Linked DNA regions of Homo sapiens: region 1 is linked to region 2. A link is a contact called in ENCODE Hi-C data. All regions are on one chromosome and are shown on one strand. The core of a region is the stretch at or near the end of the contact, and the rest is flanking DNA. Distances in the headings are between cores, read along the strand shown.

Region 1 (2,987 bases), core at 3-2,502, 580 kb after region 2:
CAGATGCACTGGCCACCTGGCGTGGGTCCCCGGTACAGCCCCTCGTGCCACTTCCCAAAGAGTCGGTGGAGGACACGGCCACTCCGACTGAGCACAGCGCCCTGCACCTCGTGGACATTGGAACTCCAGTACTTGGCCTGGGGTGGGGAAGGCAGGGTTTAGGGAGGTGTCCCCTCCCCCTTAGCCAGGGTGACCTCCAGAGACAGAGGCTGCCGGGGATGGATGGGCAGGGTCAGGGTGGCACACACACCTTGCAGAAGGTGATCTTGCAGTGGCAGGAGCTGTCCTGTGTGTTTCGGATGAGCACCTCCCCATAGTGCTCGATCCAGCGCTGACCACTCAGGACATTGTGAATGCAGGATGTCACCTTGTTCCACTCAAAGTGGTCCCCAAACCTGAGAAAGACAAGGTATGGAAGGGCAGCTGGCTGGCCCCAGGGAACAAGTGAGTCAGGGGCCTCCTGTCTTGCTGAAGCAGGTCATGTGGGCCTGTGACAGGAACCCTGGGGTCCCAACTCCAGTTCTGCAGTGAAGGATGACTTATATTCACAAGGAAGAGTGGCCTTCACAGAACGTATTCAACGAAAACATCTCCACTCATCTACAAAGCCCCTGAGTGCCTGAGCAACAGGGATGAAAATACACAAAGTGTCCTGCCCCTGGGCACCAGGAACCGTGTGTACGTTCACATCCGTTATCCTGCTTAATCCTCACCTCTCTTGGGTATTACTTCTTACTGTCATGTCACAGGCAAGCAGGCTCAAGGCTCTGAAGTGTCAAGTCTTTTTGCTGCTTGCATCACTATTTTCTTTTCTTTTCTTTTCTTTTCTTTTTTTTTTTTTTTTGAGACAGAGTCTTGCTCTGTTGCCCAGGCAGGCTGGAGTGCAGTGCAGTGGTGCAATCTCAGCTCACCACTACCTCCGCCTCCCAGGTTGAAGCAATTCTCCTGCCTCAGCCTCCCCAGTAGCTGGGACTACAGGCTGGTGCTAATTTGCATCACTATTGAGTGGCAGAACTCATGGCTTCTGACTCCAAAATCCAGGATCTCTACCACAACACCCAGACCACTTTCAATACCCTTTTTCTTTCTGGCTTCAGACCTCTGCCTGTAAAATTAGCTAGATGAGAGTTTTTCAAATTTTGTCTGTGACCCCTGAGTCCTGAGATCAATTTAGGTTTCTGTGTGTGTGTATGTGTACACATTGGCTTGAAGTCTCAAAGGCATTTCTGACTGTGAGACTGTGAGTCATGGTCAAAAAAGTGTGAAAACCGCTGAGTCAGATGACCTCGATGGGCCCTTCCAGCTCTACTACGTTCCAAGGCTTTTCATCTTTCTCTATTGGCAACTGCTGTAAATATAGGTGTAAAACCTACAGACACTGACGCCACTGCAAGCAGCTTCAGGCCAGACCTTCCTATCCCGTCCTTATCCTGTCCCTAAGGCCACGCCCCCTCCAGCCTGAAGGATTGCCTGTGGCTTGGCCTGGCTGCTGAGAGTCTAAGAATCCCACCTGGGCAGGCTGACGTTGACTGTTCCCACAGGCACAATCTCCAGGGATTTGCCCCAGAACTTGTTCTTCCACTTCATATCTGGAATTGGATTAGGGGAGGGAGAGTGAACAACAGAGATAAGGCCAGAGGGTGTTCCCTTTGCCCAGGGCCACCCCGGCCCTGCCCTCTACTCCTCACCTTGCCAGAAGGCGAAGTTCTCAGACTCTGCATGGCAGGCCGAGATAGGGGGGTGGTGGGAGACCTTGGTGAGCAAAGAAGTTATCTTGAGGCTGTCCCCGAGCACCATTAGGCTACCCCAAAGTCCCTTATTCCCACCCCTAGTTCCCCTAAGTACCACAAGACCAGTTGGTTCCAGGTTTCCTGTCCCTATCACCCTTGGCCACCTCCTAAACCCATCATCCTCCCTTCTTCCCATGAGGCCCCTATGTTCTCCCTTCTCACTCGCTCTTCCTCAGAAGCTCCCCTGGCTGGCCCTGTCTATGGCGTCCTCCAGAACCCCTGCTCAAGCCTGAAAAGTTCCCCGCAACAGTGATGGGTGGGGCCTCCACCCCATGCCCTGCCTGAAACCCAGCCCTTGCTGATGACCCTCTTCCCCACCATCTCCCCCCACCCCACCCCAAAGCTGATCATCGCCCTGCAACCTCCACCCCACACCCTTGGAAACACTTGGCCTTGTTCCCACTTGGAATGGCTCCACATCTGGAGCCTTCAATTCCAACATCCCACAGCCTGCCTGCCTTGCCTCTCTCTCCGTTCCCTGTCGCCCACAGCTCCAGCCAAGATGACCAGGTCCCCGACTGCACTGCCCTCCCATGGTCTGCCAGCCCCATCCTGCCCTTCACAGCACTCTCAGCTAATACCTTCAGCCACCTCCCCCACTTGCCAGAAATGCCAGCACCGGCCTCCTCTGTGCATCCCTGGCTCTGACTCTGTTGCCAAAACACAGACACGACCCACACTAAGAAACTGCTAAATCTACAATGTCCTGTATCTGGGGCCTTGACATCCCTCACCAATCCTCCTCTGAGGACCCAGGCACAAGCCAGGCCCTTCGAACCTCATTCGCCTCCCACAGTCTGTGGCAGAACAGAAGTGGGTCAGGGGGGCGATTCCTTCTGTCTGGCGGCAGTCAGCCTGCTCCCACTGATGCCCCCCAGGCTGCCCACTCCTCCTCCTTCTGCACCTTCAGTCTTTCCCTCTTTATTTCTCTTTCTCTCTGAATATAAAGATTGTCTGTTTCTTCCACCTTAAAAAATAGTAAATCTTTCTCTTCTAGACACACACTTCGTTGTTCACATATGCGTAAAACATTTCTGGGAGGAATCCCAAAAGCTGGTAGCAGTAGTCCCTTCGGAGTGTTGGGATGGGAGGGAGGCTTATTTTCTGTTGTACGCACGAGTGTACTGTGTCAATCTTCACCATGTTTCCAAAAACACTTCAAATCCAAACAAACAAACAAACACACAAACTGCCTCG
Region 2 (3,109 bases), core at 583-3,082:
GCATTGGTTTGCGTTGTGTGTGTGTGTGTGAGAGAGAGAGAGATAAAGTCACCTGAGGCCTCATGTGTGCTCAGAGAAATGAGTAGTATCTGGGAGCTAGGAGACAAGGACAAAAGCCTGTGGATCTAGAGATATTGGGGTCAGACCCAGGAGAGCAAGCTCTGGAAGGCCAGCAGCTTGAGGAGTTGTCACCTGGAGGAGTTTTATTCCCTTTGGGCTCACCCTCTACCTAATCACACCTCCAGATGGCAGGCAGAGAGGGGCCAGGCTGAGGCAGGGACTCCTCCTTTGGTCCTTGCTCTTGCTGCTTTTAAACAAAAATTGTTGTAAAATACACATAACATGAAATTTACCATCTTAACCATTTTTAAGCATACAAGTCAGTAGAGTGAGGTATATTCACATTGTTGTGTAACTGTATTAGTCTCTTTTCATGCTACTGATAAAGACATACCTGAAACTGGGAAGAAAAAGAGGTTTAATGGATTTACAGTTCCACATGGCTGGGGAGGCCTCACAATCATGGCGGAAGGCAAGGAGGAGCAAAGGCACATCTTACATGGATGGCGGCAGGCAAAGAGAGCTTGTGCAGGGAAATTCCCCTTTTAAAAACCATCAGATCTTGTGAGACTTATTCACTATCATGAGAACAGCATGGGAAAGTTACCTCCTACTGGGTCCCTCCCACAACACATGGGAATTCAAGATGAGATTTGAGTGGGGACACAGCCAAACCATATCAGTAATGAATCTCCAGAACCTTTTCATTTCCACCAGCAGAAACACTGTACTCAATAAATAACTCCCCATTCCCTCCTTCCCCCAGCCCCTGGCAATCAGCATTCTACTTTCCATTTCTATGAATTTGACCACCCTGGATAAGTGAAATCAGACAGTGTTTGTCTTTTGTGACCGGCTTATTTCACTTAGCACAATGTCCTCGTGTTCCTTTTTTAAGGCGGAATCATGTCCCATTGTATAGGTCAACCACGGTTTGGTTTGGTCCTCGCTTTTTTAGGTGCCTCTTCCTCTGAGTGCAAAGCTCCTGGTACCTGGTTCAGTCCTGCCTGTTCTGGACATCTCATTGACTCCAGACCCAGGATTCCAGCTCAGTGCCCTGGAAAGAGTCAGGGTCAGAGGTCAGGAACCTCAGGCTGAGAGAGGAGGAGAGTGGGGAGAGGCACGTGGAAAAGAGACGCCTGAAAACCAGCAATTGGGAAGAAGGAGCAAGATGATGTGAGGAAGTTAAACACACATGTATATGAGTAGAAATATTTATATGGGAGCACAGGGGTCCAGTCATCCCAGAAAGGGAGTCCTTACATCCCTGAGGACTCCCCAAGGTGAAATAAATCCTTCCCATGGCCTTTCTGTTGCCTAACTATCAATCATCCAGCCACAGAACTCTGTGAAACATCTAAGAATTCAGCCAAGGCTGCCTGCCTGTCATGGGAAGCTGAGAACCATGAGCCCAAGTTTGCTTTTCTTAGAATTTACAGTCTGGCTGGGGAGACAAGGCCAAGGTCTATATACATGCCCTTTGTTTCCCAGATTTTCTTTGAGGAAGGGTTTCAGCTTTGTGAGTGACTGGTTGAAACACAAAACCAGGGATCTTTATACGGTTGAGCAGGGGTTCATTGAATCCAGTGGTTCTCAAACTTTGGTTTAGACCCATAGCCTTTTGTTCGAACTAAATTTTATGGGGAAGTCAGTGCATGAAACTGAAGAGAACAGAGTTTCTCTGGCTGAGGAGGAGAGGGCTGGGTTCAGGCTTCTTGGAGCCTCTAACTAGGCTCCTTGGAGCAGAGCCAGTTCACCGATTAGTCAGACTTCCTAAGAGTCAAAATCAGGAAAACAGATCCTTAAATGGGAAGTGACTTAATCAAGGTCACAGCTAATGTTGACAAGGTCCCCTGAATTCTACATTGTTTCAATTTTCAACACACCATTTTCAACCTGCCTTTGAAATGTTTTCCAAGCTTGGCTCTTAGGACTCTTTTCCTTGTCCCTACCTCGCAGACTGCTCTTTTTGGCCTCACTTTCTGCTCCTTTTCTTTAAATCACACCCCCAGTTTGAAATGCCAACATTCTCCTTAGCACTGGGGCCTCGTCAGGTTTTCCTCCTTCCCTTCTTTTTTTTTTTTTTTTTTTTGGTTTTTTAACATTTATTTTAGGTTCAGGGGCACATGTGCAGGTTTGTTACATAGGTAAATTGCATGTCTCAGGGGTTTGGTGTACAGATTATTTCACCACCCAGGTAATATACATAGTACCTGATAGGTAGTTTTTTGATCCTCACCCTCCTCCCTCTCTTCTTTCTTTCTTCAGCAAGTATTTATTGCTCACTGTATTCACTTGTGAGGAACTGGAGTTAAGGTTCCCAGTGATTTGAAAACTGAAAGTGTTTTCCTTGCCCAAAGTAGCTTACTGTCCACTTAAGCAAGCACATAAGTATCCAGGGATAAATAGAGAATGATCCCCAAATAGCATAGGGATAACTCCATCTATGTAACATACAGTGTAAGTTTTAAGGAACCAATACAAGGAGGAACCAGAAAGAAGTGAGGCATTACAAATATTTTCTCTGGGAGAAGGGCTTTCAGTGAGACCTTAAAGGAAAAGGTGCCCCAAGGTTGGTGCTTAGCCCCAGGGAGAAGAAGAGCATGAACAGAGGTCATAGCTCACTTACTAATTCAACAGATGCCCATTGGGTACCTGCTGTGCACATGGCACTGGCATGAGCCTTGGGGATATACTGAACCACACAGACATGGCCCCTGTCCTCAAGGAGCTTTCAGTCTAGTGGGAAGACAGACATTAGTTATAATCATGTGACAACATCAGCCAACATTTATTGAACACAGTATTAATTAAGATTATATTTGGCTGTGCGTATGGACACCAAAACACAGTGGCTTAAGAGACATGGAAGTGCGTTTCTTCCTCCCATTACAATCCAGAGATTGGCAGTCCCTGGCTGGCACAGCCGGCATGCTCCACAGTCCTCAGGGACCCAAGTTCTTTTATCGTATGGTGTCTCAGTGTGTGACCTCTACACATGGTCTAAGATGCTGCTCCGGCTCAGCCATCACTTCCACTGAGAGAATAG

Evidence for each region. Hi-C counts contacts between places; a loop is a spot of excess contacts on that map. Pooled maps may share reads with other maps.
Region 1: a loop to region 2 is called in a map of heart left ventricle, with 3 times the contacts of the local background. The contact joins two enhancer-like sites. A Hi-C loop is called at or near these places in 1 of 168 maps with a recorded cell type or tissue (heart left ventricle), 1 of 37 single-sample maps with no recorded cell type and 7 of 50 pooled maps.

Annotation. Positions count from the first base shown.
Region 1 is chr17:47,809,084-47,812,070 of GRCh38, forward strand. OSBPL7 (oxysterol binding protein like 7) reads right to left here. Exons shown (of 23, transcript NM_145798.3): 17 at 1,689-1,752; 18 at 1,511-1,589; 19 at 251-395; 20 at 1-137. Among named protein-coding and RNA genes, the nearest start is that of OSBPL7, 11 kb to the right of the region's middle. RefSeq lists an enhancer at 1-318. Within about 2 kb of position 1,253, at least 14 of the 41 ENCODE cell types and tissues checked have a DNase peak (open chromatin) inside an H3K27ac peak, as active enhancers do.
Region 2 is chr17:47,223,724-47,226,832 of GRCh38, forward strand. It overlaps a transcript of MYL4 not described here. Among named protein-coding and RNA genes, the nearest start is that of MYL4, 16 kb to the left of the region's middle. RefSeq lists an enhancer at 1,680-1,974. Within about 2 kb of position 1,833, at least 22 of the 41 ENCODE cell types and tissues checked have a DNase peak (open chromatin) inside an H3K27ac peak, as active enhancers do.